2 separate regions of the Homo sapiens genome follow, and region 2 is linked to region 1. Evidence: read pairs that join two places in POLR2A ChIA-PET (ENCODE). Cell type or tissue: GM12878. All regions are shown on one strand. Each heading gives the region's core, and the rest is flanking DNA. Links, peaks and the distances in the headings are about the cores only.

Evidence for each region. Peaks named below come from ENCODE experiments on the same cell type or tissue, not always from the same donor. Only the 100,000 strongest peaks of a DNase experiment are listed, where the experiment ranks them.
Region 2: POLR2A ChIA-PET joins it to region 1 with 8 read pairs; 5 of 35 experiments call an interaction of 5 or more read pairs at or near these places.

What each region holds. Positions count from the first base shown.
Region 1 is chr20:37,041,579-37,047,738 of GRCh38, forward strand. RBL1 (RB transcriptional corepressor like 1) reads right to left here. Exons shown (of 22, transcript NM_002895.5): 12 at 5,475-5,612; 13 at 2,508-2,672. Among named protein-coding and RNA genes, the nearest start is that of RBL1, 51 kb to the right of the region's middle. RefSeq lists enhancers at 1,846-1,945, 2,686-2,855. In GM12878, for the core only: no CTCF peak of the experiment used is centred there; DNase peaks (open chromatin) are centred at 2,133 and 2,683; H3K4me3 peaks cover 889 bases; H3K27ac peaks cover 2,458 bases.
Region 2 is chr20:36,955,811-36,961,970 of GRCh38, forward strand. No RefSeq gene overlaps it. Among named protein-coding and RNA genes, the nearest start is that of SAMHD1, 7.2 kb to the left of the region's middle. In GM12878, for the core only: no CTCF peak of the experiment used is centred there; no DNase peak of the experiment used is centred there.

The DNA.
Region 1 (6,160 bases), core at 776-5,775:
TCCCAAAGTGCTGGGATTATAGTCATGAGCCACTGCACCAGCCTCTGTTTTTTATTTTTTAATTCTGAATACCACCAATGAAAAGTGTTCAATCTTTATACAGACATTTGAAAATTTTTAAGTAAGTTTAATGGTTTCCTAGACATGATATCAAAAAGCAGAAGCAAAAGAAAAAATATCTGAATTGGACACCATCAAAATTAAAAATTTTTGCATTTCAAAGACACCATCAAGAAAGTGAAAAGACAGGCCAGGTGCAGTGGCTCATGCCTGTAATCCCAGCACTTTGGAAGACCATCCTGGCTAACACGGTGAAACCCTGCCTCTACCACAAATATAAAGAAATTAGCTGGGCGTGGTGGTGGGTGCTTGTAGTCCCAGCTACTCAGGAGGCTGAGGCTGGAGAATGGCGTGAACCCGGGAGGTGGAGCTTGCAGTGAGCCGAGATCACGCCACCGCACTCCAGCCTGGGCAACAGAGCAAGACTTTGTCTCAAAAAAAAAAAAAAAAAAAGAAAGTGAAAAGACAACCTAGAAAATGGGAGAAACATTTTGCAAATCATTTATCTGATAAGGGATTTGTATCTAGAATAGATGAAGAACTCCTATAATTCAATAATAAAAAGACAACCCAATTACAAAATGGGCAAAAGATCTGAATAGACATTTCTCCAAAGAAGATATGCAAACAGCTTACAAGCACATAAAAAGATGTTGATCATCATTAGCCACCAGGGAAATGCAAATAAAACCACAATGAGATATTACTTCACTCCTACTAGAATGGCAGGATTAAAAAGGCAGATAATAACAAGCATTAGCAAGGATATGAAGAAACTGGAATCTTTCTACATTGACCGTAGGAACAATAAAATGGTGCAGCCATTTTAGAAAGCAGTCTGACAGTTTCCCAAAAGCTTAAACAGAGTTACCATATGAACCTGCAATTCCACTCCAAGAAAAATGAAAACATATGTACATATGTTCACACAAAAACTTGTGCCTGAATGTTCATAGCAGCATCAATCATAATAGCCAAAAGGGGTTAGTTGTGGTGGCTCATGCCTGTAATCCCAGCACTTTGGGAAACTGAGGTGGGAGGATCGCTTGAGCCCAGGAATTCAAGACTAGCCTGGGCAACATAGGGAGATCCCATCTCTACAAAAACTACAAAAATTAGCCAGGTGTGGTGTGTGTGCCTGTAGTCCCAGCTACTCAGAAGGCTGTGGGGAGATCATTTGTGCCTGGGAGGTTGAGGCTGCAGTGAGCCGTGATGGCGCCACTGCACTCCAGCCTGGGTGACAGAGTGAGATCTTGTCCCCCCCCCTCCAAAAAAAAAAAAAAAAAAGTCAAAAGGTGGAAACAACTCAAATATTTATCAACCGATGAATGGATAAATAAAATGTAGCATCCATACAATGGAATATTACTTAGCAACAAAAGGAAATGAGCCAGATGTGGTGGCTCACACTTGCAATTCTAGCACTTTGGGAGGCTGAGATGGGAGGACTGCTTGAGCTCAGGAGTTTGAGATCAGCCTGTGCAACATGGCAAGATCCTGTCTCTACACACACATGCGCGCGTGCACACACACACACACACACACACAATTAGCCGGGTGTGGCCAGGCGCGGTGGCTCAAGCCTCTAGCCTCTAATCCCAGCACTTTGGGAGGCTGAGGCAGGTGGAGCATGAGGTCAGGAGTTCAAGAACAGCCTGGACAAGATGGTGAAACCCCGTCTCTACTAAAAAAAGTACAAAAAAAATTAGCCGGGTGTGGTGGTGGGTGCCTATAATCCCAGCTACACGGGAGGCTGAGACAGAGAATTGCTTGAACTGGGAGGCAGACGTTGCAGTGAGCCGAGACTGTGCCACTGCTCTCCAGCCTGGGTGACAGAGCAAGACTCCATCTCAAAAAAAGAAAAACAGAAAGAAAAAAAAATTAGCCGGGTGTGGGTGTGGTGGTATGTGCCTGTGGTCTCAGCTACTTGAGAGGCAGAAGGACAGTTTGGGCCGAGGAAGTTGAGGGTGTAGTCAGTGCACCATCTTTGTCCACTGCACACCAGCCCGGGCAAGAGTGAAACCCCGCCTTAAAAAAAGAGAGGAAATGAAATACCGATACATTCTACAACATGGATGAACCTTAAAAACATTATGCTAAGTGACAGATGCCCAGTCAAAAGGGACTACATTTTTATGATTCCATTTATATGAAATGTCTAGAATAGGCAAATTTATGGAGACAGAAAGTAGATTAGTGGTTACTTACAGCTAGGGAGAAGATTCGGGGGTAGGGAAGTGATAGCTAAAGGATGTAGGTTTCTTTTTGAAGTGATGACTATATTCTAAAATTGTGGTTATGGCTGCACATATCTATTTATATACTAAAACCACTGAATTGTACACTTAAAATGGGTGAACTCTATGGTATAGGAATTATCTCTCAATAAAGCTGGTTTTTTTTTTTTTTTTTTTAATGATACGATTATCAGCCTTGCCCAGACTCACTTCTTCACAGGTAGGAACTTTGTTTGCAGAAACCTGGAGAGCCTCCCACAGTGCAGAATCGTGACTCCATGCTAAACTCTCCAAAATCTGTTCTTCAATGCTGTTTAGGTGTTTCACCATGTCCCTTGAGAGCCCCTCTTCTGAGCGGATCACCACCTCAATAACCTGCAGAGGAGAAAGTGAGAAGGCAATGTGGTTTCAAGCAGTTAGTTCTAGTCTGGACTTGCATGTAGGACTAGCTGTGGCTTTCTTCTTCTTCTTCTTTTTTTTGAGACGGAGTTTCCCTCTGTTGCCCAGGCTGGAGTACAGTGGTGTGATCTTGGCTCACTGCAACCTCTGCCTCCCAGGTTCAAGTGATTCTCCTGCCTCAGCCTCCCGAGTAGCTGGGATTACAGGCACCTGCCACCACACCTGGCTAATTTTTGTAGTTTTTAGTAGAGCCGAGGTTTCACCATGTTGGCTAGGCTGGTCTAGAACTCCTGACCTCAGGTGATCTGCCCGCCTAGGCCTCCCAAAGTGCTGGGACTACAGTTGTGAGCCACTGCGCCCGGCCACTGTGGCCTTATTCTGTGGCACAGAACCAAAGTCATCTTTGAACCATAATTCTGTGGCTTACTAACATCTTCTAATTTATAAAGGAGTTTTTAAGTTCTTTAAAATATGTTCACATATATTTCTGTTTTTCACGTTTTATATTATAAATGACAACTTGAGGCAACGATAGGTGAAAACTGGTCAACAGACCAACAGTGGGAGAAGTCAGGTCTTGGGTTCCAAGTCTAGTTCTATTTTGAATGTATTGCTCCTTTCCAGACTATTTTTTCCACTAACTCAAAATAACAGAATGAATGAACTATTTAAAGTGACTTTGCGTATATACACTATAATTCCATTTTATAAGGGAAGTATCTAGAATAAAGTTTATATACACAAAATATTAATAATATGATTGTTAATAGATTATGATGTATGACTTTAATATTCACATTTATTTACTTATTTATTTATTTATTTATTTATTTATTTATTTATTTATTTTGAGACGGAGTCTCACTCTGTCACCCAGGCTGGAGTGCAGCGGCGCCATCTCGGCTCACTGCAATCTCTGCCTCCCAGGTTCAAGCGATTCTCCTGCCTCAGCCTCCCGGGTAGCTGGGACTACAGGCACGTGCCCCCATGCCTGGCTAATTTTTTGTATTTTTAGTAGAGATGGGGTTTTACTATATTAGCCAGGATGGTCTCAATCTCCTGACCTCATGATCCGCCCGCCTTGGCCTCCCAAAGTGCTGGGATTATAGGCATGAGCCACCGTGCCTGGCCCACATTTATGTTTATGATTTTCTTCAATGAGCACATATCATTTATGTCATTTAAAAAAACAAAGGAGGCCGACACAGTGGCTCATGCCTGTAATCCCAGCACTTTAGGAGGCCACAGTGAGAGGATTGCTTGAGACCAGGAGTTCGAGACCAGCCTGGGCAACATAGTGAAACCGAGTCTCTATTGAAAAAAAAGGCATTTAGCTGCTTGAATAAAATAAGGATGTTATAAATAAAAACCAATTACTATGAGGTTGTTGACAAAACTAAACTTTTTCCTAATGGCAAAAGTTGAATACACACATTAACATTAAAGTGAGTGTATAGTAGAATCACTTCTCCCTAAGAAACCTAAAAATACTTTAATCACACTCAGTAATTCACACAGATAAGCTTTCCAATGACCTGCATTTTCTACAACTTTAATTCAGGCATACTTTAGGTATAAAAATTTAACTCTTCAAACCAATTTTTCTATCACCAGTAGAAAAGTACCTAGATGACTAAATATTAACTAAATCATGCCAAGAAGCGTAACAGTAGCATTAGTCTTAAAGTTCGATACTATGTAACATTAAACGTTATTGACTGTGATGACTAAACGTTATTGAGGGTGATGATGTAGTTCAATAGCTATGACCTCTGTTTTATTTTGAAAAGATTAACAAAAATAGTTCTAGCAAGAAAAATAAAGGTAAGGTAAGTAAGATTCATTCACACTGAATTAGCTCAAACTTGGGGAAGAAGCATAATCTATTATTACGGCTTTATTAGTTAGACCACCACCAAAATCAATTTTAGGTCTTCCTTCCTCTTGGTAGAAAGCGTTTTTTGTTCTTCATCATGCATTTGTTTAATAGGATTATAATTTTCATTCATAAATATGGAAAATTTGAAGTTAAGTACTAGTTCCAGGTCACATTTTCAAGTCCGTGTTAACAAAGGAACTGAAGCTGTAAGATTGACTTAATTTACTGATACTCTCACCTTCTCTCTCTCTTTTTTTTTCTTTGAAACAGGGTCTTGCTTAGGTGCCCAGGCTGGAGTGTGGTGGCATAATCATACCTCACTGTAACCTCAAACTCCTGGACTCAAGCCATCCTCCAGCCTCAGTTTTCCAAAGTGCTGGGATTATAGGTGTGAGCCACTGTATGCTCAACTCTCTCTTGTGTTCTTGGTTTCACCCAAGAGGAATATATATTATCTTTTTTTTTTTTTTTGAGACAGAATTTTGCTCCTGTCGTCTAGGCTGGAGTGTAATTGTATGATCTCCGCTCACTGCAAACCTCCACCTCCCAGGTTAAAGCAATTCTCCTGCCTCAGCCTCTCAAGCAGCTGAGATTACAGGTGCTCGCCACAATGCCTGGCTAATTTTTTTTGGTATTTTTAGTAGAGACGGAGTTTCACCATTTTGGCCAGGCTGGTCTCGAACTCCTGACCTCAGATAATCCTCCCACCTTGGCCTTTCAAAGTGCTGGGATTACAGGCGTGAGCCACCATGCCTAGCCAGGAATATATATTTTCAGAACACATCTGGAAACACTTTCCAGATATCACAACAGTGTTTTTCTTCAGCACTAAGATAAATACAATGTTTCTGTGAGAAACACTGTTTTCATCTCATAACAGAACTTTGTTTTCATCTCACCTTATAAAAGTAAAATGGTTGCAAGTTGAGAACTTCAATAATCCAAGGAAAAGTACGAGGTGAGCTATAGGCAAAGAGCACAATTTCCAAACAACAAGCCATCAAGGAACGATGAAATATATCTTGCTCTAAAAGAACCTGGGGGAAGAGAAAGACCACAGTTTAATATTTTTCAGCAATTTCAGTCTTTGCCATTCCATAAAGAAACCTATAAAAACAAGAAAAAATAACGTGCAAATTATATTACACTAGATTACTGGAGATAAAAATTTGAGTTCTCAAATTGGTAGTTTTCCTATAATACCTATTCTTGCTCAGTGGGTAGGGAATAAATTTAAATAAGGTGTACATAACAATCTGCTTTGAAATCTGAACAAATAATAAAAGTCAGTATTCCCATCAACAGAAAAGCATTAGAATTGGTTATTTTTCTTAATGACAGTTAATTGTTTTGTCAACATAAGGGTTTATTTATCAAAACACAGAAATGAAAGGTAATATGTCACAGTTTAGACAAAACTGTTCAGAAAAAGAAATACTTCACTGAGAAAGTAAAAGTCCTACTTTACCATTAAGTTTAATATAAGTTTTCAGTTTTAAAAATGGTATTTGTTGCCTTCTTTCTTTCAAATATCACCCTAGATTGGCTGAGTGTGGTGGCTCACCCCTGTAATCTCGGCACTTTG
Region 2 (6,160 bases), core at 688-5,687, 86 kb before region 1:
ACAAAAATTAGCCAGGTGCACGTCTGTAATCCCAGCTACTCAGGAGACTGAGGCAGGAGAATCACTTGAACCCGGAAGGCGGAGGGGTTGCAGTGAGCCAAGATCATTCCACTGTACTCCAGCCTGGGCACCAGAGCAAGACTCCATCTCAAAAAATAAAATGAAATAAAATAAATAATGCTCAAGAAAGAAAACTTGAACCGGGTGCGGTGGCTCTTGCATGTAATCCTAGCCCCTTGGGAGGGCATGGTGGGTGGGTCCCTTGAGCTCAGGAGTTTGAGACCAGCCTGGACAATGTGACAAAACTCCGTCTCTATTAAAAATGTAATAATAAAAAAAAAATTAGCTGTGTGTGGTGGCTTGTGCCTGTAATCCCAGCCACTAGGGAAGCTGAGGTGGGAAGATCATGTTTGCCTGGGAAGTTGACGCTGCAATGAGCTGAGATCAAGCCACTGCACTTCTAGCCTGGGCAAAGGAAGTAAGACCCTACCTCAAAGAAAAAAAAAAGAAAAAGAAATAAAGAACACTAGGCCAGGTGTGGTGGCACATGCCTATAATCCCAGTACTTTGAAAGGCTGAGGTGAGAGGATTGCATGAGGCCAGGAGACAGAGAGCAACCTGGTCAACATAGCAAGACCCTGTCTCTATAAAAAATAAAAATTAAAAAATTAAAAAGGCCGGGCCTGGTGGCTCATACCTGTAATGCCAGCAGTTTGGGAGGCCAAGGTGGGCAGATCACTTCAGCTCAGGAGTTTGAGACCAACCTGAGCAACATAGTGAGAACCCGTCCCTACAAAAAATACAAAAATTAGCTTGGCATGGTGACGTATGCCTGTAGTCCCAACTACTCAGGAGGCTGAGGTGGGAGGATCACCTGAGCCTGGAGAGGTTGAGGCTACAGTGAGCCATGATTATGCCACTACACTCCAGCCTGGGCGACAGGGTGAGATCCTTTCTCCAAATAATAGTAATAATAATAAAATTATAAAGAGAGAGAAAAAAGGAAACTTAGAGCCAGGCATGGTGGCTGGCTCCTGTAATCCCAGCTACTCAAGAGGCTGAGGCAGGAGGATCACTTGAGTGCAGGAGGTCAAGGCTGCAGTGAGCTATGATTGTGCCACGGCACTCCAGCTTGGGTGAAAGAGTAAGACCTTATCTCAAAAAAATAAAAAATAAATTAAAAAAGAAAGAAACCTTAGAAAACAAATGCACAAAATATACACACACACACAGAGCCAAAGGTCACCTTTTAGTGTGTTTGCTATCAGTCTTTTTGTGTTCATAGATGTAGAAACATATATTCTAGTTGAGATGGGTAGGAGACTGGCAATGAGTAATAATAATATAAATAACAATAATAAACTTAGATTATATGGTAGAAGTTAGTGCTATGGAAAATAAAAACAGAGCAAGGTAAGAGATTAGGAGCAGAGGAGTGGGTGGGCACAGTGGCTCACACCTGTAATCCCAGCACTTTGTGAGGTCAAGGTGGGAGGATCATTTGAGTCCAGGAGTTTGAGACTAGCCTGGGCAACTTGGCGAAACCCTGCCTCTACAAAAAATACAAAAATTAGCCGGGCGTAGTGGTGTCTGCTTCTAGTCCCAGCTACTCTGGAGGCTGAGGTGGGAGAATCATCTGAGCCTGGGAGGCAGAGGTTGCAGTGAGCCCAGATTGCACCACTGCACTCCAGCCTGGGCGACAGAGCGAGACCCTGTCTCAAAAAAAGAAAGAAAGAAAGAAAGAAAGACAGAAAGAGGCCGGGCACAGTGGCTGACGCCTGTAATCCTAGCACTTGAGTAGGCGGAGGCAGGGCGGATCACAAGGTCAGGAGATTGAGATCATCCTGGCTAACACGGTGAAACCCGGTCTCTACTAAAAAAACAAAAAATTAGCTGGGCGTGGTGGCACACACCTGTAGTCCCAGCTACTCGGGAGGCTGAGGCAGGAGAATTGCTTGAACCTGGGAGGCAGAGGTTGCAGTGAGCCAAGATCATGCCACTGCACTCTAGCTCTGGGCGACACAGCGAGACTCCGTTGAAAGAAAAGAAAGAGAAAAAGAAAGAAAAGAGGAGTAGAGAGAAGGATAGGGTCACCGTCACCATTTTGGATAGAGTTTCAGGATAGGTCTTTGAGAAGGTGACATTTGAGCAGAGAGTTGAAGGAAATGAAAGAGTCAGCTTTGCAGATGTCTGGAAGAAAAGCATTGCAGAAAAGGGAAAGAGGAAGTCCAAAGGTCCTGAAGCAGAAGCATGCCTGGATTTGAGCAATACCAAGCAGGCCATTGTGGATGGGGTAGAGTGAGTAAAATGGGAAGTGGTAAGAGATGAGGTCAAACAATGGGGCCAAAGAGCTCTCATGTCCCATCCTTAGGGCTCCACATCTAGAGGTAAGAGAAAGCCTCTGCTCCTCCAGTTCCAACGGAAAAATTGCAAGGGAATGACTTCAACAAGTTCATTTCAGCATCCATTGCTGGACCAGTCACTGTGGACAAGGTCATAAAATGATTGACCGAATCAGGTCACATGTTTACCCTTTGGGTCACAGGGAAAAGACTACTTCTAGGAGGAAAGGAATTGGCTTCGGACAAAGTTCCCAGGTATTTTTATACCCATTGAACAGACGAGGGAATGAAACTCAGAGAGGTAAAATGACTCGTCCAGGGTTACACGTGTGTGTTAATATTAAGTTCTTGGGGTTTCACCAAGATCTGCCTTGAAAGCTATTGCTCACCCCGGACGTGGTGGCTTGTGCCAGTAATCCTAGCACTTTGGGAGGCCAAGGTGGGCAGATCATCTGAGGTCAGGAGTTCGAGACCAGCCAGGCCAACATGGTGAAACCCTGTCTTTACTAAAAATACAAAAATTAGCCAGGCATGGTGGCAAAGGCTTGTAATCCCAGCTACTCAGAAGGGCAACAGAGCAAGACCCTGTCTCAACAGAGCGAGACCCTGAGGCAGGAGTATCGCTTGAACCTGGGAGGCGAAGGTTGCAGTGAGCTGAGATTGTGCCACTGCACTCTGCCCTTGGTGACAGAGTGAGACTCCTTCTCAATAAAACAAAACAAAATAAAGGAAACAAAAAAACTACTATTTCTCTTTTCTGCAACTTGAGCTGAGTACAAGGTCTGTTGCTTTTACATTGTTTCAGGGAGAGAAGCCATCTCGTCCTATAGAGTGTATTGTGACTCCTCGGGAGTGTCTCAGTGCTTGGGGTGGGAGTGACTGTGTTATTTGGAGTTTGGGATGCTCAAACACACAAGGAAGTGGCCAGACTTCCCTTAGGAGCCTAGGGTATCCTTGGGTAAAAATAAGTCATGTATCTTTCAATTAATTAATTAATTTATTTATTTGAGACGGGATCTCACTCTGTTGCCCCGGCTGGAGTGCAGCAGTGTGAACGCAGCTCACTGCAACCTCAACCTCCTAAGGCTCAAGTGATCCACCTACCTCAGTCTTCTGAGTAGCTGAGACCACAGGCACACACCACCTCACCCAGCTAATTTTTACAAATTTTTTGTAGAAACGGGCGTCTCACTTTGTTGCCCAGGCTGGTCTTAAACTCCCAAGCTAAAGCAATCCTCCTACTTCACCCTCTCAAAGTGCTGGAATTGCAAGCATGAGCCACCATGCCTGGCCTAGATCCTTTTAAAAGTCATTGCTAAGAGTCGTTTATAACTCATATTTCAAACATAGCACAGATTCCTAAACTCAAATGGTAATTGCATCAGAGAGTCTTTTTTTTTTTTTGAGACAGAGTCTTGCTCTGTTGCCCAGGCTGGAGTGCAGTGACGTGATCTCAGCTCACTGCAACCTCCACCTCCCAGGTTCAAGCAATTCTACTGCTTCAGCCTCCCAGGTAGCTGGGATTACAGACGCACGCCACCATGCTCATTTTTGTACTTTTAGTGGAGATAGAGTTTCACCATGTTGGCCAGGTTGGTCTCGAACTCCTGACCTCAGGTGATCTGCCCACCTCGGCCTCCCAAAGTGGTGGGATTACAGGCGCGACCCATTGCACCCGGCCTGAGCCACCGTGCCTGGCCAGCGAGTCTTAATCCCACATAAATTTGCTTGAGATCCCCTGTGTTACAACAAAAGGGGAATTTGCCATCCTAAAACCATTAGAAGAGGTTTATGAAGAAGCAATCACTATGGAAAGACCTTAGGCCTTTGATGAGTATATTCAGCCATTTGGTCAACCAACCAAAAAGTCTACCCTATCTTTGTACTTCTGTGGCAGGAAAATACGGTCTGGAGGCAGGGAACATGAGGCCGATTCACACTTCAGCTATCACAGGAAATATCCTCTCCATACGGCGTATGCCGAGTCGTACGTCAAGTACATGACTTTGTAACTTTACTTCATCCTCTTCGTTTACATAAGGCATACACCAAGTGACCAGTGGAAACCCCTAGAGGGTATTTAAACCTCCACAAACTTTTTTTTTTTTTTGAGACAAAGTCTTGCTCTTGTCCGCTAGGCTGGAGTGCAATGGCACGATCTCGGCTCACTGCAACCTCCGCCTCCTGGGTTCAAGGGATTCTCCTGCCTCAGCCTCCAGAGTAGCTGGAATTACAGGCACGTGCCACCATACCCGGCTGATTTTTTGTATTTTTAGTAGAGACGGGGTTTCACCACGTTGGCCAGACTGGTCTCAAACTCCTGACCTCAGGTGATCCGCCCACCTCAGCCTCCCAAAGTGCTGGAATTACAGGCGTGAGCCACCGCGCCCGGCCTAAACCCCCACAAATTCCGTAATGGGGCCTTTCATCCTCTATGCCCAGGCCACTCTCACACTGGGTAGTGTACTTTCATTTTCAGTAAATCTCTTCATTCCTTCCTCGCTTTGTTTGTGTGTTTTGTCCAATTCTCTGTGCAAGATGCCAAGAACCTGGACACTCTCCACCGGTAACGCTTCCACCTACATGAGCCAGTAAAATTTCCTTCATTTGAAGCCAGCATTATTTGAATTTTCTCTTGTTTGTGTGTATGTTGAATTTTTAGATTTTTTTTTCTCCTTTATAACTGACAGCATCCCTGAGACACTTTGCAACTCCAATATCTGACACTCAGCTCCAGGTACCCAGTGTTATCTGGCTGGCTTTCCCCTTGTAGTGACACTTGTATGCAGTCCAGTCTACTCCAATTCCTCATCATCTCACGTCCTACTGTCTCTAGTGAGTAGCACTGTCCATCAGCCAAGCTCACAAAGATCCTTTCCTCTGAGAAATTCCTTGTTTCTCCCTGAGTGGACCCACAGCATTATGGACTGAACTGTGACCTCTCTGTCCCCTGCATTCATATGCTGAAGCACCAGACCTCAATATCACTATATTTGGAGACAGGGCCTGTAAGGAGGTAATTAAGGTTAAATGAGACGAATAGGGTAGGATTCTGGTAGGAGCAGTGTCCTTTTAAGATGAACGGACACCAGAGATCTTTCTTTTCCTGCTCACACACCAAAGAGAGGCCATGGGAGGACACGGCAAGAAGGCAGCCTTCTGCAAATCAGGAAGAGAGGCCTCACCAGGAACCAGCCTTGCTGGCCCCTGATCTTGTAATTCCGGCCTCCAGAACTGTGAAAAAATACATTCCTCTTGTTTGAGCTGGTATCAACCACAGGTTCTTCAACTTTCATGTAATAAAAATTGATGGGAGGCAGAGCAAGTTTCCCAGACAAGGTGTTACTAGGCACTTATTTTCTTTTGCTTTTCTTTCTTTTTTTTTTTTTTCGAGAAGGAGTTTCATTCTTATTGCCCAGGCTGGAGTGCAATGGTGTGATCTCAGTTCACTATAACTTCTGCCTCCCAGGTTCAAGTGATTCTCCTACCTCAGTCTCCCAAGTAGCTGGGATAACAGGCATGTGCCACCAGGCCCAGCTAATTTTTTGTATTTTTAGTAGAGATGGGGTTTCTCCATGTTGGTCAGGCTGCTCTCAAACTCCCAACCTCAGGTGGTCCACCCACCTCGGCCTCCCAAAGTACTGGGATTAGAGACGTGAGCCACTGTGCCCGGCCTAGGGGCTTATTTTCGAACACAGAGAAGACAGCACAAGAGAGAGAGTTCTCTGACTGGTTCCCCAAAGAGAGTCAGGAGAGTAATTTTTTGTTGTTGTGTTTTGAGATGGAGTCTTGCTCTGTTGCCCAGGCTGGAGTGCAGT